Regions from separate parts of the Mus musculus genome. Here region 1 is linked to region 2. The links are chromatin loops, found by intact Hi-C in ENCODE. Cell type or tissue: left cerebral cortex. All regions are shown on one strand. Each heading gives the region's core, and the rest is flanking DNA. Links, peaks and the distances in the headings are about the cores only. Region 1 holds the start of Cops8 (COP9 signalosome subunit 8). Region 2 holds the start of Prlh (prolactin releasing hormone).

Region 1 (15,217 bases), core at 3,667-8,666, 350 kb before region 2:
CCTTTATCCCCCATCCAGTTTCACCTCCTATTACTAGATAGAAGAAAGAGAAGAATAGAGGAGAGAAAGGGGGAGGTGAGGGGGAGAAAGAAGTCCCTGAATCTAATTTCTTTCCTTTCGTTTCTTCTTTGAACATGACTACTAGCAACTACAACCAACCCCGCTGAACAACGAAGAACAACCAACACCACATATTGGAGTGCTAACATTTATTTATATACTCCCTGAAAAGTTCCCAGAATTCCAAATGACACACAATTTCAGAAACTATCTGCAGCTGGCAAAAACCAGGCATCTGCTAGAGCGTGAGGCAAGTCACAGTCAGCTGCTGCGAAGTCGCCCCAAATCCCCACACCTGGGATTAAAATGAAAACACTTCCTTATTATATTTCTGTGGGTTTTTTAAATTAGGTATTTTCCTCATTTACATTTACAATGCTATCCCAAAAGTCCCCCATACCCTCCCCCCACCCCCTACCCTATATTTCTGTGCTTTTAAAGAAACCAAAAATTCCAGAATCCTCAATACATTTGGAAGAATCAACTAGCAATGCTCACACACATGTGCACACACACACACACACACACACACACACACACACACACACACACACACACACACACACACTGGGCTTTCTCTCACAAATCCAAGTGTTTCACTGGCTTTCCAGCGTTTCTCCCAGCTGTATTAGTTTGAAGCTTTGTGTCCTGGCTTGCTTGCCTCATTTGTTGGCATTCAGTTTCTTAGCAGTTCCTTTAAACTATGGTTTGTTCAGTCAGGTCAGCTTCAAAGTCCTTCACCCATTTAGTTGGTTCTTTCTCTTTTTTACAGTTCAGTCCGCCAACTTACCGATTTTGTTGCACTTTCAAAAGACACACCCTTGCCTTTCCTTGATTTTTCTCTACCATATTGAATGCTTAGTTTCAGCCACAGGCCTTCTTGTTTCGGTCCTTATTGCTTGTGGTGGTTTGGGTGAGAACTGCCTCCACAGGCTCGCATGTTTGAGTGTTTAGTCAGCACTGAGTGGAACTATGTGAGAAGGATTAGAGCTTTGACCTTGCTGGAGAAGGCATGCCACGGGGGGTGGGTTCTGAGGTTTCAAAGGTCCAAGCAAGGTCAAGACTGACTCTCTCTCTCTCTCTCTCTCTCTCTCTCTCTCTCTCTCTCTCTCTTTCTCTCTCTCTCTGCCTGCTGTCTGCAGGTCAGGATGTAAAGCTCCCAGCTACTGCTCCAGCACCGCACCTGTCAACCTCCCACCATCACGGACATGGACTAACCCTATAAAACTGTAAGGGAGCTCAATCCAATGCTTTCTCTTAAGAGTTGGCTTTGCCATGGTGCCTCTTCACAGCATTAGAACAGTAACTGGGCCTTCCCCTTCCTTTGTCAGTATCCTGTGCAGCAGCTCTGAATGATGCCTGACCTCCCTGCCCGATGGGACTCGTTTTCATGGAAACTCAGTATCTGCTGGCAGCTTTCCATCTCCCTGCTCCTACAGGAGGGGTCCCTGACAGGAACAAATGTCTATGTGCCATCTGCAAGGGCTTGGCGCTAGAGTGTCAGCCTCCAGTCACCTCAGTTTTCCTGCTGGATGACACAGTTGCCCCACAAGCAAGCTAAGAAGGGATGCTGGGGAGCCTCAAGGTCCTCCCCCTCTCTCCTTTGTCTAGTGAAAAAGAACTGGGGGAGGAAGGAGCTTCCAAACTCTCATATTTACCTGAAAGGCTGTCTATTAGGTTTAGAATTGCATCCAACCTTCCTGAGGAGATACTGATCCACTTGTTTGAGAGGTGATAGGAAAGAAGACTCCTAATTCTTCTCTCTCTCTCTCTCTCTCTCTCTCTCTCTCTCACACACACACACACACACACACACACAGTTTATGGCTCCAATGCCAGTCATCTTGTCATGTTTTAATGGAGTTTTTTTTTCAATAGATTTTTCTTCTTGGCTCTATCCCTTTAAGATCATTTCCTTGGACTGAGACTCCTTAGAACCAGTTGTCATTAGTAATGATCTGAGGACAGTTCCAGAGGTGCCTGCTGCTCCCCTCCCAGAAGCAGACCACCCCCTGAACAGTGTAGAGTGGTCGTGGTGTCACACTCTGACTAGTTCTGGGGTGTGTCTCCTACAGTTGTCCAGCATCCTGCTGACACTCCCATAAATGGTTCTTTCCACATATTGTCCTCAGACTCCCAGCCCAGGCATCCCCTGCTTCCTGTTGTCATGACAGGATGGAGTCATCTGAGGACAGAGGGGACAGAAGAGCTGTGGCAGAGAGCCAGCCACTCGCTGACTGTTCCTTCTGCCTTCCTTTGAGATCACACCTGGCACATGGCATCAGGAACAGATGAGGTAACTCTGGTCCTGAAGCAAATAGAGATCTGTCGTGGTATGGGAGCCTGTGGAAGATCTCTTCTTCCAGGGTCTCATGCATTTTCAATCACTCCAGAATGGAGCAGAATGGAGCAGATTTTTGAAATAGATCAAGTGGTAAAAAGTGCAGAGCTCTGAATCAGCTACCCTGATAAGGTTTTTAGCCTTCTAGTGACCACACCTCCCTGTGAGAAGAGCTGGAGGAAGTAGAGATGGCTCTGTACTTGGAAGACTTGGGGGCCATGGCTACCATCCAGACCTGCATCCTCAGGGGCCCACACTTTTTTCATAGCCTCAACCAGACTGGGAGATCATCACCACATACTGATCTTTTAAATCCTGGTCCTCAGCTTTATGTACATGATCTCTAAATGACGTAATCAGAGCCCACTTCTTCTTTGCAGCTGTAGATAGAGCCCTGCTACTTTATCTCTTCGCATCCCTCTGGTTATGGTAGCCACGTGCTCCCCTAGCTGATGCTGTGTGTTAGTGTGACTTCCATCGTGATAATAAAAGAGCTGAGATAAGCATCTCATAATGAGAGAAGGCATATTTGGATGCATAGTCTTTTTGGCCTCTGGAAGCATATGCTCATGGTATCTTGTGATGGAGCAATGTAACTCCCCTCATGGCCAGGAGTGAAACAGAGAAAGGGAGGAGGGGCTGTTGTCTCACTATCCCCTTCAAAGAAATGCTCCCAGTGACTCCAAGATCCCACCACCAGTTCCCACCTCCTAAAGCTTCCAACAGCCCCCAAGAGTGCGCAGGTGGGACCTAAACGAACACATGAACTCTCTGGTGGATTTTTAAAGATCAGAATTACAACGTAATGGCAATTCCTTAAGGACTTGGAAAATATTTAACTCTTTTAAAAAATCTTTATATCTTATTTAAAACTATTTATTATTATTGAGTGTGTGTGTGTGTGTGTGTGCAGGGGCACCAGCACTCTTGGAGTTCGGAGGTGATGGATTCCAGAGCTGGCGTTATAGGCAATTGCTTTTCGAGCTTCCTGAAGTGGGTGGTAGGAACTAAACTCAGGTCCTTTTCAAGAGAACCATGTGCTTTTACTGCCAAGCCATCTCTCCATCCCCTAATCTTTATAACTAGAACTTTAAACATAATTGTTTCTAAACAGGAATCTCTATTACACTGAAATCATCAGCATTGGCTGTTACTGTCTTCAACTGTTTAATATGTTTATCTAAAATGTGGGCTTTACCAGTGATGAACATTAAGAAAACAGAGCACACACAAGTTGAGGGAAATCTGTCATAAGAATGTCTACTGCCTTTCCATATAGCATTCAGTACACCAGTGTTATAGGCAAATATGGGGTCTGCTGGGCACTCCCAGAGATTTCTAGGTTCTTAAGTCCCTAAACAAGGATATAGACAGAGACATGTGGATAGGAACAGTAGAAGAGAGAGTTCAGTAAGGCAAAAATGCACTTCTGAGAGATGAAGTGGGGCAGAGCTGGAGAAAGGTCAAAGGCTCAGTGTGCATTAACCACAGACTGTGCATACATTCTGCTGGCCAGGACTCTGCTGTATGTCAACCTTGTGGGGAAGGGGGTTTCCAGGCTCCTTGCTTTTATATGCCAATGTTGACTTCCATACTCCAAGCATAAAACTTCCTGGGGGAAAAAATGGCACAGGGTCAGCAGGCCTCCATATCACAGGAGGAAAGTGAGTCACAGCATAATTGAGTAAGCAATGTGTACACAGTTCCAAGGAGGGAGGAGCCCATAGAGTTACGATATTTCAAATGGTTTCGCTCAACAGTCAGAAGGCTATTAGGTCAGACACACCTGGGCAAGGGCTAGCTGTCAAGGGAACAGAAGACAGGCCAGGATAAAGTACCATTATACTATGAACCTGCAACCCCCCAACCTCTTCCCAACCCCTGAAACGTTAATCAGTCAGTCAATTAGTCTGTAAGGGATAGCTTCTTTATGGGAACTTTTGTTCACATGCGTTTGAGCAGAAGAACAAAAAGGTATGGTGTGTGCTTCAAAGAAAAGACGTTGGGCAGGGAATAGTGAAGGGGGACTTGCTTATCAGGAGACCAGGAAAGGTCGGGCACACCACTGGCCCAGGCTAGAAAGACTTCACTCACCTTGTGTGTGTGTGTGTGTGTGTGTGTGTGTGTGTGTCTGTGTGTGTCTGTGTGTGTCTGTGTGTATGTGTGTCTGTGTGTCTCTGTGTGTGTCTCTGGTGTGTCTGTGTGTGTCTGTGTATGTGTGTATGTGTGCACGCGCACATGAGATGTACACAGGTACACAGGTGATAACACTGTGCTGGTCTGCTGAGCCTGAGGCAGGCAGAGAGAGAAGTGAGAGTTAGGTTTGGAGCTTTTCCAAAAGTTCAAGGCCAGCCTGGGCTACTTAGTAAGACCTTGTCTACCAGTAAGTAAAAGGAGACCCGGGGGCACAGCTCAGTGCTAAAACTATGCACGAGGCCTGTGTTCCAGTCTCCAGTTCTGCCAGAGAAGACAGCAGGGGGCAGGTGTGGTGTCCGGACCATTGCTTGCTGTGTCTGAGCACTGACTAGGGTCTGGCTGGGTGTTTTTACCTCTCATGCCCAGAACTGAAATTCAGGCACCCAGGTTTGCAAAGTAGCAAGGAAACTTTATGCAAAAGCAAAGCCATACTACAGATCAGAAAGAAATATGCTGTCAAGAGTGACCGCTGGCCACATGAGCCAGCATACTCTAGAGCCCCAATTACTGTTTGGGGTTTTTATGAGCTTTGAGAGGAGTCTTATTGCTAAGGAGCACTGCATTCTGTTTTGATTGAAAAATTTTGCCGGACAGTGGTGGCACAAGCCTTTAATCCAAGCACTTGGGAGGCAGAGGCCAGCCTGGTCTACAGGGTGAGTTCCAGGACAGCCAGGGCCATACAGAGAAACCCTGTCTCGAAAAACCAAAACACACACACACACACACACACACACCAAAAACAAAACAAAAACAGAAAAAACAATTTAGTTATGTTACCTCCCTTTTCTATTGTGCATGTCTCAATATGTAAAATTATTGAATTTTATTAAATAATTTTATTATTAAAATGTATTTGATTTTAATCAAAAGCGTTCACAAGCACGCACAGGCAGAAGACAGTAAATAGGAGTTTCTCTCAGCAAATTCACTTAGAAGACATGGTTCACCCTCCTGGGCAGGCACCTAAAACCAATTCAGGCTAGATCAGACCTCCTGGCCTCATAATGCACCTAACTGGATTATTACTGAATAGAATCTGTTCGATGGTCCGCAGAGAGCGAAGAAACTTATCCCATTACTTGGAGAGGGTTTGTCTGCATGCAGTTCCATGCAGGTTGTGAACAGGGGTCCTGGTTTGCTGACAATTGCTAGGTGATTTTTTTTTTTTTTTTTTCAGAAAAAGGTGTGTGTGTGTGTGTGTGTGTGTGTGTGTGTGTGTGTGCGCGTGCGCGTGCGCATAGTAGGTGTAGGTGAGAGTCAGGCTGCTAAGTGAATTGTTAGAAGAGGGGTGTGTGCATAACCCAAACCAAGAAGAGTTTCAGGTTTGGAGTTTCTTGGACTTGTATGTAACACTTTAGCTTAGAAGAAGTACAGTTCAGCGCTCTCGAAACACGTGGAGGTCCAACGGTTTTACTGTTCTCCCACGGCAACTTTGGTTGTGGAAAAATGTAGTCCCGTTATCATTTCCCCGTGCGGATAATCCGAGCCGCAGCCGAACCCTTCCGGATCGCAGGGCTCTGACTCAGAAAGCCGGTTCGTCCTAGCCTGGGGCGGGTCCTCCAGAGCACCGAGACGTTGGGGCAGAGCGCTCGCCGCCCTTGTATTCCGCTACGGCGTCGCTCGGGAAGTGACGACACGCTCGCCCATGCGTACTGAGAGGCAGCTCCTTTACCTCATCGCGGGCGCGACGCCCCGAGGGCCAGCTTGTGCTTTGGTCTGGCAGAGGTGGTGGCGGCGAGAGCGGCCGGGAAGATGCCAGTGGCGGTGATGGCGGACAACGCCTTCAGTTTCAGAAAGCTGTTGGATCAGTGCGAGAACCAGGAACTCGAGGTAGCGCCGCAGGGTGGGGCGGTCGGGTGGGCGCCGTTTCCAGGGTAACGGGCCGGGCCGCGGCCTGCGGGGCGCACACTCCGGGTTCATCAAGAGATGCTGCTTCCATTTGTAACGTTAAGTTAAGTTCGCTAAATAGGCTGGGCGCAGTGGCACAGGACTCCGGTGGGCACACGTCAGGCGGAGGCGAGAGGATTGCCGGTGAATTCGAAGCCAGCTTGAACTATGAAAACCCCAAAAATAAAAAATAAAAATAAAAAAGAAAGAAAAAGGAAAAAAAAAAGGGAGGGCGGGGGCTCACGGACTAAAGGAGACAGCAGCAGCTTGCGGATGAGCCTTTAGCAGACCTTGCTGAATGAATAAAGATTGAAGAGAGACAGGCCTCTATAACTACCTTTTGGTAGTCTTCTGTCTTAAGCTTACTTAAGCTTTTAAGATAACGGCCAGAAAAATAGTGCATTAAGAACCTGTTGGAAGTAGTCCCCCCCCCCTTTTTTTTAATTTGAGACCTGACCTTCCGAGGTAATGTCACTTACATATTTGTGACTATGGAAAGAAACTGATATCCAACTGCAGATAAATGACAGCTCACAACAGATCTAAACTCAGGTTTTAACCTTTGATACTTCCCTAAGCATTTTTCTGCATCTATAGTAGTGCTGGAAAACTTACTTTTTAAGTTTTCATTTTCTCTTTTCTGAAAGTGTATTAGGAAGTGAGGCTTTCCCCTCTTTTTTCGCTCTCTAGGCTCCTGGAGGAATTGCCACACCGCCAGTGTACGGTCAGCTTCTAGCTTTGTACTTGCTCCAGAACGACATGTAAGTAGCACCTTTTACCTAAAACGAAAAGCTTCCTTGAGATGATGCAGGAGTACATGCAGCAGATAGGTGTCTTTTACTGTAATCCTGTTATATCTGTTTCCCTTTTTGTCATAATTAAGAATAAATAAGCTCGATATTTTTCTTGTCGTGTATGTCTTACATACACCTAAAAACATGGTAAGTTCTTGTGAGAAATTAGCATCAAGAACCAATGGAGTTTAAAAAAAAAATCATGTTTTTTTTTTCTTTTTACTTATATTTACTCAGAAACTGGGTGGTGGCGCACACCTTTAATCCTCCCACTTGGGAGCCAGAGGCAGGCAGATCTCTGAGTTTGAGGTCAGTCTGGTCTATAGGTCCAGCTCCAGTACAGCCAGGGCTACACAGAGAAACCCTATCTAAACAAACAAACAAATAAAACCAAAGCAACTGTATATGTACTCAGTAGGAGCAAAAAAGCTGGGGCTGGGAAGGAACACTGGGAGAACCAGGGGAGGTAGACATGTTTGAATTAGTCTTCCTGGGTGGGAGGCAGGAGCTTGAGAGGGCTAGAGAATAGAGGCCTGGTGCAGTTCCAAACCTACTGTGATATTTTTACAGAAACTACACTGAGTTTCTTCATTATACATATAATCGTGTGTCTTACGACTCACTAGGAGAAGGGCTCCAGATTATAACAGCACAGTGTATGCCTGTATTGCGAGGGATACCCAAAGCCTCGAAATGGACACATTGTTTGTACCTGAGTGGTTGTGTGTAAGTCTGTGGTTTGAATGTGTTGTTATGGTTTAGGATCTGAATTGTTAGTTTAAAAAGAACTCCTAAAAAAAATTTTTTTAATTAACCTGGGAAAAGGTTATTTCATGTCCTCCTTTTTTTTTTTTTTTTTTAATTGCTTTTCCTCAACAAATTCATATAAAACTGAGTTGTGCCATGGCCTGTTTTGGTGTTTCGGCCTGTAATTTTATGTATTGACTGAGGTGACTATTTTGTAACTCATCTTTGTGTAAATCAGGAATAATGCAAGATATCTGTGGAAGAGGATACCACCTGCTATAAAGTCTGTAAGTAATCCTGCGGTGTCCCCTGTTGCTTTTAGAATACTGGCATTTACTTAAATGACAGCCTACAAGTCCTCTTTCTTTCCCATATATATCACAGGAACCGTTGTTAAGTGAAGGTTAAAGTTCCAAACCATCTGTTTCTCTAATGGAATGGTTCATGTGCTGATGGTTTCACAAGGCCTGCCATGCTGATGTGAACTGGCCAGTTCGGTACAGAGGGGGCTGAGGGGCTGAGGCATTTCAGCAGACTACTTGATTTGCTGTAATGATAGCTATTTGTAAACTGGCATTGTTTACACAGATATTCACTGCATTAAGATCACTGTTTTAATTAGATGTCTTACTTGGGATGAAGATGAAATAAATGAAGTAACCTGTGAAAAGTGTCTTGCCAGGTAGAAGGAAGTAAGATTTATTTCACTTGCTTCCTTTTCCATTCTGTTTGTAAGACGGGAGCTGCACTCAATAAGAATGAAACAGCTCAGCTGATAAGAGTGGGAGCCCTGCAAGTAGGCTCTAATTGACAGGGCCTTGATAATCAGCTTTCTGCTAGTTTTCTTCCATGGAGAAGTGCTAGCGTCTTAAATTTAAACAGCAGTGCCTACAATAATTGATCCCAAGTCTTCATTCTGAAGTATATTTTACTTTCTCATGCTTTCATTTGTAGTTGCAATAAAAACATTAATTATAGAAATTGTTAATATAACTGCTCACAGCATTTTAGAATCAGGCAGAGCCAACCTCTGGACATTGCAAAGCAGTGTTATCATCTGCAGAGTTCATAGTCTAGAACTGGGTATGCAAGTTACCTAGAAGAAAAGGGTTCCCAGTTTATACCTGTTCTTAGCCCTGTGGCCTGCACGCTGGATACACCTGTCAGAAAAGTAATTTCATCTCCTAAAATGAATGAATAGAGTATATTTTAATGATACAGCTAACAAATTTTGTCATTTCTGATATTTTTAAAGATATGATCATTATTAATTACAGTGAATGCTTTCAAAGACAACAATTTTTATTTCAGGCAAATTCTGAACTTGGGGGAATTTGGTCAGTTGGACAGCGAATCTGGCAAAGAGATTTCCCTGGGATCTATACAACCATCAACGCCCACCAGTGGTCAGAGACTGTGCAGCCAATCATGGAAGCCCTTAGAGGTAGTGTTTCCTTGTGGTTAAGTCATGTTGCGTTCAGGCTGTCCTTGGAGCGTGTACTGATAAACTGGACAGCTCTGATTTGGGACTCCCTTTGAGACTTGAGCTAGATCTAAGCTGATTGTGATTCTTCGTCTCAGTACTGGGCATTCTGGGGAATAGACCAGGAGCAGAGGGTGTTGCTGTGGATTCCAGGTCGCAGTTAGCTCATTGGCAGTATCTTTTATCCTCTTCATTATTACTTTTGTGGTAACAGAAAGTTTGTGACAGAGTCTCGCTGTGTAGTCCATACTGCCCTTTCCTTTTTGGGTTACTGGTGTGTTTCACGTGTGGCCTTGTGAAAGTGTTCTTTGCTGCTAACATGAAACCAGGCAATAATCGAAAGGTCGTGGTATCTGCAGGTCAAGACTTTTTGTCTGTGTATTTGAAAGTAGCAACTAGACTTTGGACTTTGTCAACCTTGGTCTTTGATAACTGTTATGTCCCCTCTATACATCTTGTAAAAGGAACCGTCAAGGAGCCTCGAGGCTCAGTTGTGTAAGGTTAGAGGCTGGCATGGTGTGGCCCTGACACATGATAGCTCTGCCCCTGCCGCCTTCCTTTCTCATGTTGCCATGCTTTGGGTCTTTCTGGGTCACTCGAGTTCTTTTTATTGCTCAGGGGATCCAATCCAGGCAAGCAGCATTGTATCCTCTAGGAGTGGACTCACTGACATTTCTGAGCCACCCAGCATGGGAGCTAGGAAACAGATTCTGGTCCTGTAAGAGCAGAATGCATACACACTCTTTGTGGGCCCACCACACACATCATACAATGAGCTCTTACGTTGTTCTTCCTGTCACCTCGTTTCTGTAGTGAACACTTGCCTTTAGTGGGTATTCCTTAAGTTAGTGGGCTGGTCCTTCTCAGCATGGTAAGGACATGGGTGTGCCAGGCAGCAGAGGGTAAGGATTGCTGGGAGCTGCACCAATCAGCTCTTAGCAGCAGTACCTGGACCAGCATTCAACAGTGTACACAACAAAACAGAGACAGCTGCTGTGAGTAAACATGAGCAGGATTTCAGGGTAGGTGGGGTTGGAAGGGGGAGTATGGAATGAGGCCATGTGAATGTCCTGGAGCAGCCTGAGAGCTAGTCTAGGAAACATCACTAGGGAAGTCACCAGAAGTAGGATTGTCTAGGAAACATCACTGGGGGAGTCACCAGAAGGTAGGATTGACAGATTGGCTTCAGCCTGGTAACTATGTGGTGAACACGCAAGCTGCCTTCTCCAGGTTGGACTACAAGCTCATTGGCAGGATTTGGGTAGGAGCTCCTAACTCATTTAGCAAGTGTTCTTATGTGTATTTTATTCTTTCTAGTACCACCTTGCACCTATGAAATTAAGAGCTGCTTCCAGCTTGCTGGAGCTTGGTCTCTGGAGCCAGGCTCTTGAATTTTCATTCTGGTGCATCCACCTGCTGGCCTTCATTTGCTTGTTAAAAGACAAAATTGAAGGGTCATGTGTAAACGCTGGCCTTGCCTGCCTCACACACTGTTCTGTTCTATGCATAAAGATTTTCTTGAGACTGAAATGGTTCCAATTCCTAAATGGTACATGCATCTTTTTCTCTGTAAAATGCCACCCTGGGAATGGCAGTCTTAGAACAGGTTGAAATTGTTCAGAGTTTGAAGTTTTGCTTCTCAGTGTATGATAAACTTGCTAGTTAAGAACAACCACAGCCTTGACTCTTGAAGGTCCCACAGCGTCCCCAAACAGCACCACGAGCTGGGGACCAAGAGTTAAGACACACACCTGTTGGGGCAGAGTGTATTCAAACGATAGCAACTTGAGTTCTATGTGGCCAGTCAGTTCTACTAGGAAATCAGACATCTGGGCTGAAGAGCCTGGTGTGGGAGAGCTGTTACAGAAAGCCAGAAAGGGCTGGCAAAGCACTGAGGAGTACTTGCTCCAGCAGCCACTCCTCACACAGAGCCTGAGGGATGGGATTGGCGCCTGGAGAACAGGACTGATTACAGGGCTGTGGAGGGATGGCAGCTAGAGCAAGTTGGGGAGCCAGGGTGTGGCTGCTGATTGTCACTAGAATGCAGACTGTCTGTCAGCATCCACTGTCAGCCTGCTTCTGCCTGTTAGACCTCTCCTGCCTCTCTGCAACCTGCTGCTCTTCTCCTCCATTCACATTTGGGTCCTGTCTGTTCTCTACTCCAAAAATTTGACCAAAATATTTGAGTAAGACAGTGATTTTAGATGGTGTGAGGTTTGGTGCATGATCTGTGCTGCCTGCGTGTTCCTGCCACTGCTGCCTTGCTTTTCCACTGAATGCCTACCTGTCATAGGGAAGTCCCTGCACCTCTGAGACATTCTAAAGGTCAGCTGGAGGTTGGTAAACTCAAGCAAGGGACAGTGGTGGCATCAGGCTCAGTGGGAAATGAGGGAATGAAACATAGTGTCAGCGTGTTGTTCATGTGTGTGACTGCACATACCATGGTGTGCATGCAGGGGTCGGAGGGTTCTCTCCTTCCGTCTTTACATGGGCACTGGGGACAAACTCAGGCCTCCAGGCTTGGTTGGTAGCAGGCACCTTTACAGAGCCATTGTATCTGCAGTGTTTGAGACCTGTGAGAAAGCCTATGGCTGAGGGCATGCCCCATTTGGTTTCAGCAGTGCTGTCAGTAAGCCCATGTTCACAGGGATACTTCAAGGGCCGTGCTTCAGACAATGAATCAGTGGGGCCCAGAGCTCAAGAGTGGAATGTGTTCAGCCCTCAACTGTGGACTATAAAATCTGAATATTTCTTAATCCGGTTGGCAGCCTTCTGGAGGAGCCCTTGTATTACCAAAAGGGCACCGACCAGGAAGACTGGCTGTGTTGGATGGGGCAGTTGTCTCATTCAGGAAGTTTCTTAATGTGGGTGTATGAGCACGGGGAAATGCAGAAGGCTGTTTGCAGGGAGCACTCTTGTGCTGGGGGCTGGCAGCACCTTCTCTTGAGAGTCAGACCTTCAGGCTTGGTGTTTAGTATGCACACTTGGAAGTTAGGAGCAGGTGCTAGGGTAAGGTGTGTGCACCTGCCCCGAGGGAGTCCTTTATTGGAGACCCTCCGGAGAGGACAGTGGCTGTGTCCCTTTTTATTTCCCTTCTTCTAGTGTTTGCAAGGGAAATAAAGCAAAGGAAATTTAAAAGGCTCATACCTTAAATTCATGAACGTTTGCTTTCCTGTGACTGGAGTCTTGTAGGTGTTGGTTTCTATGTCTGTAGCTTTTGTCCCTACACAATCTGATGTGAGAAATATGTGCTGTCATCGGGGTCCCTCATACCTTCTGGGCATGCAGGGTCTGCTTGCCTGGAAACAAAACCTGGATGACTGAGCTGTGTTTAAGAGTCCTGTTCACTTCCTTCCTGTTGCCAATCCTCCCCTTTCACAATAGATGCAACAAGGAGACGCGCCTTTGCCCTGGTCTCTCAAGCTTATACCTCCATCATCGCAGATGATTTTGCAGCGTTTGTTGGACTTCCTGTGGAAGAGGCTGTGAAAGGTACTTGGAGCTCGCTGGTTGCTATAGGGGAACAGAAATCCTATAAGCCATAGGTTCACTCTGGCTCTGGAACTCTAGAACAAGAATGGTTTTGCACTTTAGGTGGTGGGTTTGTTTAGGAAGTGATAAAAAGCACATCTCACATCGAACCTCTATGTAGCACCTGTAATCACGCCCAGGAGCATGCCTGTAGCAGCTGTGTGGAATCTGCACAGCTACTTAAGAAAGCATTTCTCAACTGTCCAAGTTGTCCAGGTTACCCCTCAAAACTTTACAAAGACCCATGTGCTGAGACTCTTAACCCAGTGGTAGCACACTGCATGTGCTTGGTTGCATTGTTTTATGGTGATTGACACTTTTGGTTCTCCAACCCCACGAGTGTTCCACGGGGACAGCGGGTGCTGGAGGTTTATGGGTGGCAGTGTTCTATTTTGTGGGCAGCTGGTTTGGGGATGGGGCATTAAACCCAGGGGCTCATGCATGCACCTGCTGTCATTATTACTAATAGAATGCTGTGAGGGCCATCATAGAACTTTCTCGTGTCTGTCTGGAATTAGACTACTCAGGTACTACTACAGAAGACCAAGTATGTCAGGGACTATATCGGCCCCAGAGAGGCTTTTGGTATATTTCAGAATACCTAAACTAAGTTCTCTGTAGTAACCCTCTAGTAACTGCACAGCACCTGACCTGAGCGTGCTGAGAGAGGCAGGGCTGGGTCATGCAGCCGGCGCTTGTGCCCTTCTCCCATCACTGTGAACTCTGCACTTTCAGGCGTGTTGGAACAAGGATGGCAGGCCGACTCCACCACAAGAATGGTTCTTCCCAGGAAGCCAGGTAGGTGGGACCTCAGACACATGACATGGAAGCAGTGGACAGTTGACAAGAGAGCAGAGTGACATTGAAGGTCACCTACGTGAAACCCCTGTGACTGACTAGATCAGTCACTTAGCTCTCCTTTCAGGTCAGTCCCCTGCCCTGCCCCTTCAGCTCACCCTCAGGAGACCAGCCATATTCATTCCTGTGTGTGCTCCTTCATCCTATGTACAGGAGTGTCCTTTCTGCAGTCTTCAGAGCCAGGTGTTCTGCCCTTCTCACCATCCTCCTGCATCAACCCTACTTCCCTTCCCCTGCTCTGCGCATCTGCTGTTTAGACAGATGTCAGTGCTCAGCCCCACAGTTGTAGGTTATAAGGAAGACTGAACAGCTAAAGTGTTTAAAGAGGAACACATTCATATCTCCATTCGAGAACCAAGTGTTTGTTGTGCGGGTGAGGCGTTACGGCCTTGACATGGCTTCTCTTGCTTGTATGAAACTGTCTTTTTCTTCTTTTGTTTAGCCTCAGGAACCCTGGATGTCTCCTTGAACAGGTTTATCCCCTTATCAGGTACATGTTTTCACGTGGACATTTTAAGTGTTGCATTGTTTGCTGATCTGTCCTGTAATGTGTAGTGATACGCATGGCTACAAGAAGGGAACTGTAGGCTCCCCTGCAGCTTAGCTGGAGTGGTGGCTCCTGATGTCCAGCCACAGAGCCTGCCTATCCTCCTTTGAGAGTCTCTGGGTTCTGGACTGTATTCTGAGGGCCTCCTCAGCCTGGTGTGTCCAATCCAGCATTAGTGCAATGTTCTGGTTGGACCAGGCACATGAGATGCACTTTAGAACGGTTCGTTACTCAAGTCCCCCAAGTAGGGGCTGTCCAGACAGAGCTGGGGTCTGAAGAGATGATGCACACCAGACATGTTTGAGTCTTTACATAGCCTGCTGCAGCATCAGCAGCTATCCCGACCATGTCTATCTGACACAACCAGGCTGCTAAAATGGAGACTTCATGCCTGCTGTTGAGAACTGTCCAGGCCTCTGGCAGGTGTGATTTTTGTGTAAAATCGGGTGCACTAAGAAAGTTAAAGACCTCCACAGGCTGGTGGCCAGGGGATGCTCTTCTAAAGCGTCTATCCCTCTTTGTCATGCAGAGCCTGCCCCAGTTCCGCCAATCCCCAATGAGCAGCAGCTCGCCCGGCTCACCGATTATGTGGCTTTCCTGGAAAACTGATTGACCACTCTGAGTTCAAGATCCACCTTCAGTCCCTGTCACTGGCAAACAGACATGGAGTTTTATTCTGAGTTCAGAACAGGGTGAGCACCTCTGTGTCCTTTGGGTGTGATAAAATGCACATAGAAGATGAAGCGCATTGTACAGTTTTCTCCTCAGGCACT
Region 2 (15,217 bases), core at 5,177-10,176:
ACCAGGCACCTGCCAGCCTCTGACCTGGGAAATACAAACTCTGTGACTTCTCCTCAACTGATGTTCTCTGCCTACTGAAGGTCACTCAGAAGCCATCTCGCTGTGATTCTTTAACCCGATCCTCGACTTTGCTGGGCCACCCTCACAGCTGGGATGAAAAGAGCTGGTTCAGAGGAAGCCCTGAACATGTACACATCCATGACTATGCACGAGCATGAGAGAGAGAGAGAGAGAGAGAGAGAGAGAGAGAGAGAGAGAGAGAGGAAGAGAGAGAGAGAGAGAATGAATCTGTGGGCATGATGAGAGAGCATACAATTGCAGGTGGTGAATGGGGGAGGGGTGGATTCCTCCCCTACCTGACAGATTTTGTTCTTCAAACTTCCTTGTGTGTTCTAGATGAGGGCAGATAACACTGACCACCCCCACCCCAGCATTCCCACCACAATAACCACTATCCACAATGCCACACTAAGACCAAGCCTCCAACACAGGCTTTTGGGGTACACTACATGGGGACCTCGCTTTCTAGATAGCTTGTCTTCAAATGCAGGCTTCTAACACACAGAGATGACTGGGATTTATCAAGAACTCAGATCTTCCAGGTCAAGCCCGTCAGAGCCAGTTTTGCTGGTGTCTGCACGGTCTGCCCTTCACAGCCATCCCACCACTACAGCGGGGCTGCTACCCACACCCAGCGCTGCCTCTTTCCTGTCGTCGGTTTGTATCCTGTTCTGGGCTAGAGAACACACAGGCCAGAGCCACAAACATCCCCGTGTCTTCTGAAAATAAACTCCAGGAGGAAGCCTCTCACTCATTCAGAGCTCCTCTCAGGAGCGCCATATTTGTTACAACCTGATGCAGGAAATGTGTCCTCCTGTGTCACCTGTGCCCTGAACTGCTTGCCACCTGACCCTACCTGCCCTTGGGGGTTGGAGGTGAGGTGGCGCAGAGTCAACAACACAGACTCCGGGAGGTGGTGGGAAACAGAAACGCTGCAGCAAGTTCATCTGAACAATGCTCTTTAATACCCTCCACCCAAGCCCCATTGGTCCCAGGAAAGCACCTCCTCCTCCTCCTCTTCTTCCTCCTCCTCCTCCTCCTCCTCCTCTTCCTCCTCCTCTTCCTCCTCCTCCTCCTCTTCCTCCTCCTCTTCCTCCTCCTCTTCCTCCTCCTCCTCTTCCTCCTCCTCCTCTTCCTCCTCCTCTTCCTCCTCCTCCTCCTCCTCCTCCTCCTCTTCCTCCTCCTCTTCCTCCTCCTCTTCCTCCTCCTCTTCCTCCTCCTCCTCCTCCTCCTCTTCCTCCTCCTCCTCCTCCTCCTCCTCCTCTTCCTCCTCCTCTTCCTCCTCCTCTTCCTCCTCCTCCTCCTCTTCCTCCTCCTCCTCCTCCTCCTCTTCCTCCTCCTCCTCCTCTTCCTCCTCCTCCTCCTCCTTCTCCTCCTCCTCCTCCTCCTCCTCCTCCTCCTCTTCCTCCTCCTCCACCTTGTTCTAGAGTTCCTTACCATACCCACCTCCCAAGGAGCCCACTGGCCAGAGCCCTCTTCCAAGGAAGAGGCAGCCATTCCTTGAGAACCCAGATGCTACGCTGACCACGTGTCCAAAGGATGACGGGGCAGCCTAAAGCTTTTCTACAAGTCTGGTGGTGGGCAGGAAATGGTGATCCTGGGGAGACACCTGCCTGGTCTCTTCTCGTGCACAGCTCCTTCAAGAATGTTCTATTGCACCTCAATGATATTTCATATAACCTGTACCTATTGTCGTGGTGATGACGGGGTGAGTTAAATGGCAGAACGTTGAACAGTCCTTTCACCAGCACAGACCTGCAGATACTTCAACACTTCCAGAATATATGCTGGTGAAAGAATGAGGCTCAGCACCTCTAAGCGGGCTCAGGAGTCTTCCCAGAAGGCACACCCCGAAAGGCAAACACTGACCTTTCCAGGTGATCTGAGCTCTTCTATCTATTTTTGTGTGCACTAATTCTTTCTCATTACATGTAAATTACCTTTCCAGCATAATAGACTTCCTTTTTTAAAAGATTTTTTTGCCTGCGTGTATGGGGTGAGGTGTGTACACATCTATGAGGGGACGCTGTGCACTTGTGCATAGAGACCAGAGATTAATGTGGTGTCTTCCTCAGTCATGTCTCCATTTCCTGTTTTTGAGACACTGATCTTGGAGGTTGTCAATTTGGCTAAGCTGACTGGCCAGTGAGCATCAGGGGTCTTCCACACCTCTGCTCTCTCTACCTTAGCACTGGGGTTATAAACCGGCGCTGCCATGTTCTGCCTTTAAACCTACCTTACAATAAAAGTAACACTCTGTTTCGTTTTCATTTTTTTATTGTTTTGCTTTATTGAGGCAGCCTGGTTTTGAACTCATAGCCATCCTCCTGCTTCACTTCCCAGAGAGCTGGGGTTACAGTCATGTACCACAATGCCAGGCTTCTGATTGTATTGTATCAATAAACTTGGTGTGTTCTCAGCCATAGACTCAGGATGAACCAGAGAAAATGTGTCTAGAGACCGTGCATGTGGATAAGCAAGCTGAGGGGACAACCAGAGTAGGAGGTACCCACCTGGGTTCAAGGGACTTCCTGGCCACAATTCCAGGAAGTCATGGCTCAGGTGGGACAAGTATTCAGAAGAGGCCATATTCTAGTTCACATTGAGAGGACGGGTGGACACGTCACTGTGGAGTCTGCCCAAAGGAGAGCGTGAAGAGGGGGCAGGGGGGGTGTTAATGTGTTTTAAAGCCACTTGGCCCAAATGAAATTATATAATTCAGGAAGGAACAAACCACGTCAGTGATGAGAGGTTTGGGTTTTTTTTTTTTTTAAGAAGGTAAAAAAAGAAAGGAAAGGAAAAAAAAGACGGAGTGTCTTGATGAGATGATGAGAGAAGAGACGTAGTGGAAACTGCAGGCTATAAGCAAAGACGCCATCTCAAGGAGGGGTCTGGGGGCGTCCTTTGCCTCCTTGTTGGCCTATAAAAGATAAGCAGGCAGGCAGACCTCACCTCACGCCCAGGCAGCCTTATCGCCACACTCAAGGGACAGAGAGAGGGTGAGTAACTTGGCAGTGCTGGAGAGGGCTGGGTGTTGCTGTGACTTCCAGCTTCTCCACAAGTGTTTTCTCTGCCAGGCTTACTGGGCAGCCAAGTGCGGGCACCAAGCAGGACAAGCAGAGAGAACTACCTGTGGTCTGTGGTCTAGGACCACACACCATTCTGGGGTCTCTGACACTCAAGGGCTGTCCATGATGGAGGGCAGGTGAAGGTGGCCCTCAGTGGGACACCTCAAGCAAAGCCCAGAAGGCACCCTCCAGAAAGGCTCAGAACTCAGGATCAGTTAGCATTCTCAGTCCCCATCACCCAGCCTGAGTGGGTGCAGTCTTTACAATGATTCATGGTGGCTCCTCCATTCCTCTAGTTAGGGTTCCCCTTCACTGTGTGGGACATCCCAGGAGGAGGAGGAGGAGAGGGTGGGCATTTAAAGAGCTCTGATGGACAGCGCTGTGTGGACAAGGAGAAGCTGGAGCGTCAAAGTCAGCTGGGGGGGGGTCTTCCTTGAGCATCTTCTAATAGGACCTGAAATGTCAGGGGTAGGAAGAAAAGGGTCCCCTGCAGGAAGTATCACAGGTGGATGCTATGTGGTAGGTCAGAACACTCCATCAGCAGGGTACCAGTTCCCATACACAGTGGCGGCAGCCTTCCCATGTCATTCAGGGGGACTCTGTGAGGAGAGGCCCATTCTGGAGTCTCAGCAAACTGAGTCTAAAGTCCTGGGTTATTGTAGAGGCTGTGAGGTGTGAGCTCTCTGGGGATGTGGGATGCTAAGTGTCCTCCATTGCCTGCCTGGCTCTCAGTGTCAGGAGATCCCAGACAAAGTGTGAGGAAAGCCTGGGCACTGAGGTTCCAATATGTTCCAACTCCTAGCTACCTCTGAGGTTGGGCAAATTGTTCTCCACCTCTGCTGACCACAAGGCTGCCCATAAATCTGCTTCCCACCAAGGCCTGGGTGTCTACCTCCCAGCTCTTGACACAGATGGACAGACAGACCCAAGGATGTCCCAAGACAGCCACCTGTGCACAGCTCACACCTCTCCCCTGATAATTGTAGCTATGTGCACTAAACATATGCATTTGCACACCTCATAGGCACGGACACGCACCACACACACACGTACATCTGTACAAACAACCTAGGGTCCCTCCTGGCTTTGTGCATACAACGTACTCTGCATCTCTACCCCCAGGCTTCAGGATCCAATCTCCAGGGCATCATCCAGGAAGCCGGAAGCATGGCACCGAGGACCTGGCTTCTGTGCTTGCTGCTGCTAGGCTTAGTCCTCCCAGGAGCTTCCAGCCGAGCCCACCAGCACTCCATGGAGACCCGCAGTGAGTGCCTGGCATATGGAGGACAGCCACTGTCACCTCCCATCCATATGCTTCCCAAATGCCTTGAGTACCCAGCCCCTGAATGGGAGGTTAGCCATCTCCTAAGCCAGTGGTTTCCAACCTTCCTAATACAGAACTTTTAATACAGATCCTTATGTTGTGGTGACCCCCAGCCAGAAAATTATTGTGATGCTGTTTTCATAGTTGTAAGTTTTGCTACTGTTATGGATCATAATGTTAATATCTGAAATGCAGGATGTCTGATATGCGCCCTTCCCCCCAAACAAAAGGGACACAACCCACAGGTTGAGAGCCTCTGGGATCTAAGCAAAAGCTACCTTACCATGCAGTCAGTTGGGAGATTGGTCCTGTTAAGATCTCCCCAGAATGGTCCTGTTTCCTGTCCTCATCATTCCCCTAACCCATCTTTGTGGGGTCCCTTAAGACTTTGGAGGATGACAGTCAGACAGGAAGAGAATACTGATCCTGGCATATGTCTAAATAAATTCCCTAAAGCCACACCACTGCCCAGATATGCCCAGCCAGTGTAATCAGGGTGGGTGCCAACATGGCCTGGTGCCCAGGTTTCCATCAGCTTAGGGGCTCCCGTGTCCCATACGCTGCTCTGACTCTTTCCTTTCCAGCCCCTGACATCAATCCTGCCTGGTACACGGGTCGTGGGATCAGGCCTGTGGGCCGCTTCGGGAGGAGGAGGGCAGCCCTGAGGGATGTCACCGGACCTGGCCTGCGGTGCCGGCTAAGCTGCTTCCCACTGGATGGAAGTGCCAAGTTCTCTCACAGCTCATGAAGACAGTGATGCTGAGCCCAAGCCCACCCTCCCTGTCCCCCCGCAGAGCCTCCTCCACCCTCCCTTTCCGGTTTTCCCTCTGATCTAATAAAAGTGCTGGCTTTGTTTATTGTACACTTGTAACTATGTGGTAACAAACCGGAAGGTGCTTTCTCTCTGGGGAGGGTAACCATGAAAGAAGCTCAGAACCCAGTAACCTCTTTGGAAAGAAGAGGCTCCCACCTGCCCCCAATAGAACAACTGAGATCGCTCATTACCAGGCCCCACAGAGGTTGTCCTGGTCCCTTAAGACCCTGCAGTGGGGGAAGGGAATGTTGATTCAGTGTTCCTATAAATTCCTGTTCCCCAAAACCACATCACTGCCCAGAAATGGGGTGCCCTTTTCTTGGTCACTTGTTCCCACAAGCTTCCACCTACACAAGGTACCCTGAACACATGCTCAGCTTGCATACTGCATAAAGCCAGGGTAACCACACACTACACTATGTAAGATACTTGGTCCCAGAGAAAAGCCACACAACGCCCCTGGCATGGCTCACGTCCTTCTCTTGGCATTTTTTGGTTTGTTTTTTTTTTTTGTTTTTGTTTTTGTTTTTTTGTTTTTTTGTTTTGTTTTGTTTTGTTTTTGTTTTTTTGTTTTTTTTTTGTTTTTTTGGTTTTTCGAGACAGGGTTTCTCTGTAAAGCCCTGGCTGTCCTGGAACTCACTTTGTAGACCAGGCTGGCCTTGAACTCAGAAATCCGCCTGCCTCTGCTTCCCAAGTGCTGGGATTAAAGGCATGCGCCACCACGCCCGGCAGCATTTTTAAGATTAACATTTAGAGATGTTTAGGGGTTTGCTGCAAAAATTAGATGCTATCAAAGTGTTGTTCCTAGCACCCAGAACAGAGAACATTCATTACAGCCTATGAAGCCACCAAGTGTCATCGCACAGGACCTATGCTATCCATAGGTGCATGTTCGGCATTGTGTCTGCTGTTTGGGCAAATGTATTACGTGGCTCCACCAGTTCAGTGACAATGTGGTGCCCCTCATCACCCTGAACACACCCCATTCCTTGTCCCTTGCAGAATCCTGCAGCTACCAACACACATGGGTATGTTAACCTACTTCCTGCTCAGAGGAGAATCCCAGAGACTTGACCCCATTCTTTTTGATCCTATAGGCCTCCTTTAAAGTCACTTGGGGTGTCCTATGCCCTTTGTCAAACACAAAGTGACTGGCACATAACACAGCTGGTGCTCCCAGAAAAGGGGGGAAAGTCAGACAGGAGCTGAGGGAGACGCCGTGGGAAGCCGGGGCAGCTGAAATTCACCTGCACAGAGGAGTGCCAATGGCTGCCAGCAGCCTCACCCACCAGCACAGAAGCCTGAACTGGCCTCTTCTCAGCTCAGTAGGTGCCATCTTACCCTCAGATCAAGATGATTCTCAGCTGGGGGTCATCTGGCTGGCTGCTGTCTATGCTGTTCCCCTCAGGTTACCCTCAGGCTGCTGTGACTGTTGTCACAGGCCGCTATGACTGTTGTCACAGGCCGCTATGACTGTTGTCACAGGCCGCTATGACTGTTGTCACAGGCCAACTCCCCTCCAGTTCTTTCTACTCCCTGTATACTTCATCACCTTCCAACGCCACTTTTTCCTGGGGTGGTGACATGTGGCTGCGGTGAAAGGCATAAGTGGGGATTGGCTGGGATCTCAGATGAAGGTCTCATGACCTTACCCATCCCTCCTCCCGGGCAGGAACACAGGCTGGCTCTTGTTGATGGTTTCCTGCAGGCAATAGCTGCTGCTCTGACAGCAGTGGTAATGGCTGCCATGCTTGGAGGACATCCTCCCACAGCTCTTATCCAGAAAGAACCAGCTCCTCGTCTGGAAAGATGAATGGAGGCGTACTCATCTTTTCCACAGTCTGGGAACGGTTTTAAAACATACAGAAAAGTTCACAAGACATTGTAAGGACTATCTCAACCTACATGGACTCATCAGCCATCCTGTCTGCCTGCTTCCTACTTCCCATCCTTGCCAACCTACATTTGATGACAAGCTGCAGACACCAAGACATTGCCTCAAAGAGTTCAAACCTTTCTCCCAAGAATAACACAAAGTGTAAGCCTGGAAAAGTCTATTCTCTCTCTCTCCCTCTCTCCCCTCTCTCTCCCCCTCTCCTCCCCCTCCCCTCTCCCTCCCCCTCTTCTCCCCCTCTCTCTCTGCATGTGTGCATGTGTACGTGTGTGTGCATGCATGTGCATGTGTGTGTGTGCACACACGTGTGTGCATGTGCTCATATGTGCATATGTACGTGTGTGTGTGTGTGTGTGTGTGTGTGTATTTTTCTCAGCCCCTGATCTTACATCATAACATCAACCTTCTGAAGCACCCAGTGGCCTGTTCTTTAAAATGATCCTTGCTGATTATCCCACCTAGTGGTGAGCCTGACACTGCTCTTGCACTTCCTGTCACAGAAAAGGACCTGGGCCTTAGCTGGACATTATACTCTGCTGTCCAAAAGTCCTGGGTCCTCTGATGGAGTCCTGGGTCCCACTTTGACATGTTGACCTTGACCTTGAGTTCAGGGCCCTGCCTCTCAACTGTAAGAGATCTCTCCATCCCTGGGCACCACTGACTTTCACAAGCCTGGTGAAGCTGGGTGGTTCCAGATCCATCCAGTCTTGGGCTTTCTGCTGAGGTGTGTCAAAGGGAGCATTACTAATCAGTCAAGAGAAAGGAGAGATTGGTAACCAGACAGGCAGTCACCTACAAATCTTCCTGCTGTATCCCTGCTTCCTCAAAGCAGTGATTTTGCCCTGAAGAGATGCACCGGAGTGTCTAGGTACCCAGGACCCAACAGAAGGATTTGTCTTAAGTGATACTAGATCGCCACCTAGTGGCCATATGTAACCCGGCCTCTCTTCCCCCTCTAGGGTAGGCTTGCCTACCTGCCTAATGATTCCCAGCCCTTAGGGATGATGAGGACAGCCCGGGATGCTGAATATTCACTTCCCCTGTTTCACATGTGAGCGAGTCACCAGGTGGCAACAATGTATCTTCCCTAGCTGTCAGCAAAGCAGTTGCCCAGCATCAACAGGCCTCACTAAGAAACCCACCAGGGAAGAGGGAGTGAAAACCTCCCACACGGCCCTTGTCATCTGCTCACTGATCCTGACGTGAACAGTGTCTGGCTCACATTTGTCCAGTGGTCACAGGGTTTCCTTCAGGTCATGTCAGGACTACATCAGTGCCTAGAAACTCACAATCGTTTCCAGGCCCCAGAACGGAATGAAGCTGCATCCCTCTAGAAGTGCAGCGGGGCCAGAAAGTTCCCTCCAATCCCTGGCCTGAGCCCCATGTGAAACTTGAAGGGAGAAAGCACTGGTGTGGTCCTGTCCAAGCAAAGCCAATGGGAGCAGGAGTCACAGCCCAGGCACAGACAAGCTCCTGGCCAGCCTGGGGACACGTTCACTTTTATCCATTTGAGCTTCACAGTGGGCACGGTGAAGCCATCTTCCTTGGTGAGATAACAATGTTCCACTCTGTGATGTTCTCTAGGGCTTGTTTGACTCTGTTGGTTTTGTTGTTTGCTTGTTTGTTTGTTTGTTTGTTTTCTCACTGTGCAGCCCAGAATAAGCTCGCCATTCTCCTGCATCAGCTTCACAAGTGTCGGGATTCGAGGCCTACATCACCACACCCAACAACAATGTCTCATTGTTCAGACTCAACAGCTAATCACACTCCCAGAAGCAAGGATTAGCAAGGATTAAAACACACACAGAGAGAGAGAGAGAGAGAGAGAGAGAGAGAGAGAGAGAGAGAGAGCTTTGCTCCCTAAATGGCCACACCTTGCCCCAGCAAGTGTCAAGAGAGAAACTTAACAGGAAGATGTTTTCTGGGGCTTTCTTCCCTGCTCAAGGACCTGAGTTTCTCTACAAGGATAAGAACTCACACAATCACCATCAGAAGAACTCACAGTCCACCCCAGACCAATGCCTGTGCCCACCCTCGTTACACTCACCCCCATGAACCCTCACCATGTTTAACACCCACAAACCCATCTAGAACGTGTGCAGAAAAACTGAACAGGTGTGACCCGTCGGGCCATGGGTCCAAATATAACCTCATGAAGTGTTCGGATTGTCAAGACGTTTAATATTTGGAGAGAAGGACATGAGACAACACGGTGTTCATCTCGGGACAGGGGTTTTAGAGTCCTCAGATCACTAGGTAGAAACCTGGCTCTGTCCATCCACCGCTGGAAGGGGGACACTTCCATCCCAGCCACCCTTTCAGACTCTGTCTCTCCTGCGTCACCTCACTGAGACTTAGCACCTTGGGCTCGTTTTTCTCTTGGGCTCATCTCTGCATTTTTCCTTGCATTGATGCCCCTTCTCTCCCCCTGACAGTTCCCAGAACGAAAGTGGTCCAGTTATGGATGCTGCCCCAGGAGGAAGCATCTGTCCTCCCATCCCACGGATCAAAGGCTTTTCCCAGTCCATGCTGCTTCTCTGCTTCATTTAGCTCTCTGTGCTGGTCACAAGGAAGCTGAAAGGGACAGCCCAGGAGGAGCAGGCACACTTGGCTCAGGGCATCCAAGTATCTGGGTATCAGGTAAGGTAGGGCTGACAGTCTTCTGGGAGCCATTTGACACTGGATCTTCCCTGAGACAGTTCTCATCAGCTTTGGCAAGCAGTGATTACAGAGAAAACCAACGCCTGGAAGCCTCCAGGGCTCAAGCATAAGCCATCTCCGACACAGAACATGAATGGACAAAGAGGCAGCCCCGGCAGATTTGCCACAAAGACGTAGTAGCTTGGGCTGGGGACCCTCTGAAGCACAGGCTGAGATGTGTCCTCCGCCAGCTCTCCTGCAGTGGCAGCGGCTATCGTGCACAGCACTGGCGCTGCCTGATGGGAGGTTCCTGGTTCAGAGCCACAGCCTCACCTTCCTGTGGGCGGCTGCTCCCCGTGTCTCCTGCTCTCTGCAGAAGCTCCTGAGCTGTGGAAAACAGGGAGGTGTACTGGAGAGCACCACCCAGAACCCTAACCAAACATTCCCTATTAGTCTTCCTCATACCCCTCCCTGCCCCAAGGACACCAGAAGTCAACCCAAGGGTGGAGGCATAGCAGCGAGCTCTCACACTCCTGTGGAGGGGCTGTAACTCACCAACAGTGTTGAAGATCTCAGACACCTGGTAGTTCAGCTTGGCGGAGGTTTCCATGAACAGCAAGCTTTTGCTCTCTGCAAACTCTTTTCCTTCCTGAAGGAAAAAGTCAGTGTGTTTAATGAGAGCCCCTCCAAAGACTCACTAAGTCCAACGACTGTGGTTGACTCACAAGAAATGGAAATGCACCTGTAATCCCAGCACTCAAGAAGCTGGGGCAGAAGGATTATGAGTTCAAGGTCAGCCTTGGACACATACGTCCCTGCCTCAAAACAATAGAAAAAGACATCTATGTGCACATATTCTTCACACAGACCACCTGATATACACACACCCTCTGTACATATGTGTACATACACCTTCTATATGAATCTCCAACTAGAAGAGGAACTAAGATGGAATCTTTGTGCATTTCTATACACACAAGTGCATCTGCATGTGGGTTTGCATGTGGTGACTTTGGAGGCACATGTGTGTGCTCATGAATATATATCCATGAAGAACGACTCTGGGCATGTGCATGAGCATGTGTGTTTATGAAGTATGAGGTAGAGAGATCATGGGTATACATGTAAGTGCAAGTATATGGATGAGTATGTGAGTGCCTGAGGCACAGAGGTATATGCTGTGTGTGTTGTGTGTGTGTGTGTGTGTGTGTGAGAGAGAGAGAGAGAGAGAGAGAGAGAAAGAGAAAGAGAGAGAGAGAGAGAGAGAGAGAGTATGTGTGTGTGTGTGTGTGTGTGTGTGTGTGTGTGTGTGTGTGTTTCCAGGCCTCAAAAAGTACTTGAGTCCACAGAATCAAGAACTCCCTCCTGCTGCCCGCCACCATGCGGCACCTGGAAGGTCACTTCCCGCTCCTCGCCCAGATCCGTTTTGTTGCCGACCAGCATCACCACCACCTCTCCTGGCTGGAATTCCTTCTCCAGGTCTTCCAGCCACTGCTGGGCCTTGTGAAAGGAATCCTAAAGAGACAGAATGGAAACCGTGCTGGAGTTCTCCTTGCTGAACCAGAAGAGCAAAGCTCCCTTGTGGTTGCATAGCCACATCAAGACCTTGTTCCAGAATGCAATGCCAAAGGGCTGCTCTGATCCCCTGAGAGGGCATCCAGGATGGGCTGGCCCTGCTAAGGGAGAGCTGTGCAGCCAGGCAGCACACCAGAAAGCCAAGGGCATGGATGTCACAGGGAATTTGGAGTCAAGAGCTCCACTTTGGACACCATTTTGTGAAGGAGAGTTTGAGAGAACTGTTATCTCCCCAAACCCAGTTCCTAACTGTAGCCCCTCATAGGTCAGGTGAGGGGCTTGACCCTGTGTCCTTTGGCACCTGTCTCCTGACCCCTGGCATCAAGGCTGATATGGGGTCCCATCTCTCCACACTCCTGGACCTATGACCAACACATACATTTTGGATCCACTGCAATCTTTTATCCAGGACCCTCCCCCAAGCCTCTTGTACCTACTACACCTTCCTGCCTCCTAGCCAATATGACTACTCCCCACTTCCCTATTTCCTGTGAACAGCAAGCTCACCCTGTCCTGGGCCAGGTTGGACACACTCGGGCATGCGAGTCCAGTCCTTCCATATCAATCCCATGCATGCTCTGTGTTCTGCAACCCCTGGTGAGACACACTGGTTGGTCTGGGGAGGTGGGCTGGCTCTGAAACAGTCCCTTGCTATGTCAGCAGCACACTAGAACCATTGATGGTGGTGCTGTGGGGGTAAGGAGTGCACCAGGAGATTGCAGAGAAACAGAGCCCAGCTTTGGGTGTCAGGGGTTGCCAAGAGGACTCTCTGAATGAAGCTAGCAGCATGGGCTCACTGGCCCCTTTGGTTGATGTAGTCGTTACTATAAACCATGGATCCAGTCCTGTTTCCTTGACGTGGACCCCTATAGAAAGCAGTAAACGTGCAGTTGCCTAGGGAAGGGGGTGGGAAGTGACCCTACCTTCCGAGTGATGTCATAAACCAGGAGCGCAGCATTGGCACCCCTGAAGTAGAGGTGGCAGACGCTTTGGTACTTCTCCTGGCCGGCTGTGTCCCAGATCTCAAGCTTCAGAGATGAGGAGCCCAAGTCCAGCACCTTTGTGAAGAAGGCACCTGCAATAAGGGGACCAAGGGAGGGTTTGCTCAGGGTACGCTGCTCATCTGTGGCTCCTAGTGCGTCATCCTGACCTATGCTTAGCAGCTCCCTGAGAGGCAGCTAAGCCCGTGCTCGCAGAGGCTGAGTAAATGCCTGTTCCAGAGGCTGGAGCTTCTCTATGAAGCAAAGCATAGCTGGCAAACCGCTTTGTGCCCCTTAGAGGTTTCTCCTTAGGGTGACGCTAAACTCTTGGGGTGAAGAATAAGACTCTGAGTTAAGAATGACATGGGATGGACCTCCAGAAATGAGTAATCAGCAGTGTCTCCACACTGTCCACTAATGCCACTGAACTCGAGAATTCTTGTGCCTCAGTCCCTCTGGCGCACTGGCCACTTAGCCACCCGTCCCACTCTGAAGCCACCCTCAGTCACTGGAAGCTACCCGCCTCAGCTCCTTCCCCTGTTCAACTCCTCTGATACTGTTCCTCACTTCAGCACCTAGAAATCTCTCACGAGTTACTTAATTCTGCATGTGTCCGCTGCAGAAGCACCTGCAGGGCCCCCACCTTCCCCTGAGCATTCGACGCTGCCTCCAGGTGTTCCCTTCCTCATTCAGGCACCCCCTTAGCCAAATCACAGAGACTGACCCTGCACCCTCCTGTAACGCGCAATCCACCTTTTCTCTGAAGATATTTTTCCTTGAACTTTGCTTCCCAATATTGAATTTTTACTTTTAGTTATGTGTGTGTGTGTGTAGGTGCAGGGTGAGTTTGGGCACATTCGTGCAGTGCCTATGGAGACAAGAAGAGAACATTGCATTCCCTGGAGCCAGAGTTACAGATGGTTATGAGCTGTCCAATGTGGGTGCGGGGAACAAGAACTCGGGTCTTCTGGAAGAGTGGTATGTGTTCTTCTTAACTGGTGATTTAGCTCTCTGGCCCTGATGTGATTTAAAAGTAGTTATGGTACCAACAACCTCTATTTCAAGTGTGTGAGCTAGTAGGGTACTAGAAGCCAGGGAGAGTCAGGGAGCCCAGCACGTGAAGGGTCAGCAGAGACCAGAGGCTTCACCCAGAGCCACTTCCCTGCACAGACTCAGGGTAGGTTTGGAACCAATTGGGGAGACTCTGGCAAACAGACCTCCATGCATGAAATGAAACTCACAGCTCAAGGACAGAGCAGTGCTACACCAGCTGCTGAGTGCCTTAAATCCATTCTTTCAGTTCTGGAAACCAGAAGCCCCGGATCAAGCTGTAGGCAAGGCCTGTTCCTGCTCAGAGATCTGAGAGAACCCACCCCCACCTCTCTCCAACCTCCAGGGACTCCAGCCACCTGTGGTGATCCTTGGCTATGGGCTTACCACCTCAGTCCGGGCTCTGGCCTTAACTGATGTCCTGATTAGCCTCAACTGTCAACTGGACACAGCCTAGAGTTGTTTTTAAAGAGTCTCAGCTCGCCCTGTGGTCCTGTCTGCAAGGGATTGTCTGGATTAATGATTGACAGAGAAGAACCCGGCTCACTGTGAGACCACTATCCCTAGGCAGGAGGGTCTGGGCTGTCTAAGAAGGCAAGCTGCGGGGCTGGGGAGATGGCTAAGTGGTTAACAGCAACCACTGCTGCTCCAGAGGACCAGAGTTTGATTCCCAGATCTCAACCCTCAGAGATGAGGAGCCCAAGTCCACCACCTTTGTGAAGGTACAGGCTGAGGGGAGATAGGAGGACCACATACTGCTGGCCTAGCTCTAGGTTCAGTGACAGAGACCCTTTCTCAAGAGGATGTGGTAGAGAGGAATAGAGCAGGACACCAGGCATCCACCTGTGCCCTCTATGTAAGCATGCACCCATGCACACATCCTAAGCACATACAGAGTGGGAGGGAGCTGGGAGGGAGGGCAAGGGGGAGGAGTGAATCCTGGGCATAAAGCCCAGATACGCTTTCTCTGCATACAATCTTGCTCTCCCTTTAAACATGTTGGCTGGGAGTTCTCAAATCCCAGCAGAGGTACAAGGGCAGGGCACACACAGGCAATGACCCATTAGCCACGGCTGAGATGTTTATACAACACAGAGCAGAGCCTTCCTGGAGAGAAGGGAGCTTTTACCTCACCAGACCGGTCTGCACAAACTGGCAATCCCTGAGGCAGTGAGTTTGGGGGAGGAGGGGGGTGGATGGACACATAATAAGATGGAGCATGAGAGGAGAGACCCAAGTCTCAAGTCCACTGAGGACAAAGCTTCCTGTCACTTCTAAGATTGGAAGGGGGGGGGGGGGAAGCAAGGGCGAGATGCCTGGAAGCAGGAGGAGCATCCTTTTAGGGAGAAATCCTTAACGGGTATAACAATAATGACGGGCATGGGGTAGGGGTTGCTTTCTAATCTGTCCTTGCTCTAAATTAAAACATATCATGTGTAGTAGCACATGTTCATCATCACTGCACAGGGGAAGCAGAGCCGTGAGGATGGAGGGTTCCAGGCTAGCCTGAGCTACATAGTGAGCCCTTGTCTCAAATACCACAGACATACAAAGATAAATGTATATATACTTACATATATGCATACATAAGCAAGCACACAGACAGTTGTTTTCTCTTTCTTCCCTTATAGCATACCCCAACCTCACTGCCAGTCCCCCATACTGAAGCCTTCTAGGAACAGAGACCCTACCCCTGGATCTACACACTCACAAATGCCAACTGGGCTGAAAGCTGACCCCTAGCCTGTTCCCTGACCCGTAGCAAAGGTTGTTTATGTGCATTTCCAGACAGTGTACCTGCCTGCCCTTGAT

Evidence for each region. A loop is a pair of places that touch in the nucleus more often than their neighbours do. Peaks named below come from ENCODE experiments on the same cell type or tissue, not always from the same donor. Only the 100,000 strongest peaks of a DNase experiment are listed, where the experiment ranks them.
Region 1: a loop joins it to region 2, with 4 times the contacts of the local background. A loop is called at or near these places in 3 of 42 quality-filtered maps.

The regions. Positions count from the first base shown.
Region 1 is chr1:90,597,201-90,612,417 of GRCm38, forward strand. Cops8 (COP9 signalosome subunit 8) reads left to right here and starts at 6,225. Exons shown (of 8, transcript NM_133805.3): 1 at 6,225-6,427; 2 at 7,175-7,245; 3 at 8,264-8,312; 4 at 9,337-9,469; 5 at 12,893-13,000; 6 at 13,775-13,837; 7 at 14,340-14,387; 8 at 14,974-15,217. The coding sequence starts at 6,350. The coding sequence ends at 15,053. In left cerebral cortex, for the core only: no CTCF peak of the experiment used is centred there; a DNase peak (open chromatin) is centred at 6,218; H3K4me3 peaks cover 1,807 bases; H3K27ac peaks cover 903 bases.
Region 2 is chr1:90,948,813-90,964,029 of GRCm38, forward strand. Prlh (prolactin releasing hormone) reads left to right here and starts at 4,296. Exons shown (of 2, transcript NM_001101647.1): 1 at 4,296-4,392; 2 at 5,037-5,200. The coding sequence starts at 4,296. The coding sequence ends at 5,200. Rab17 (RAB17, member RAS oncogene family) reads right to left here. Exons shown (of 6, transcript NM_008998.4): 3 at 12,299-12,450; 4 at 11,190-11,315; 5 at 10,356-10,449; 6 at 9,321-10,187. The coding sequence ends at 10,072. It overlaps Mlph (melanophilin), which reads left to right. Exons shown (of 16, transcript NM_053015.3): 16 at 1-2,330. In left cerebral cortex, for the core only: a CTCF peak has its summit at 8,091 (motif pointing left); a DNase peak (open chromatin) is centred at 8,078.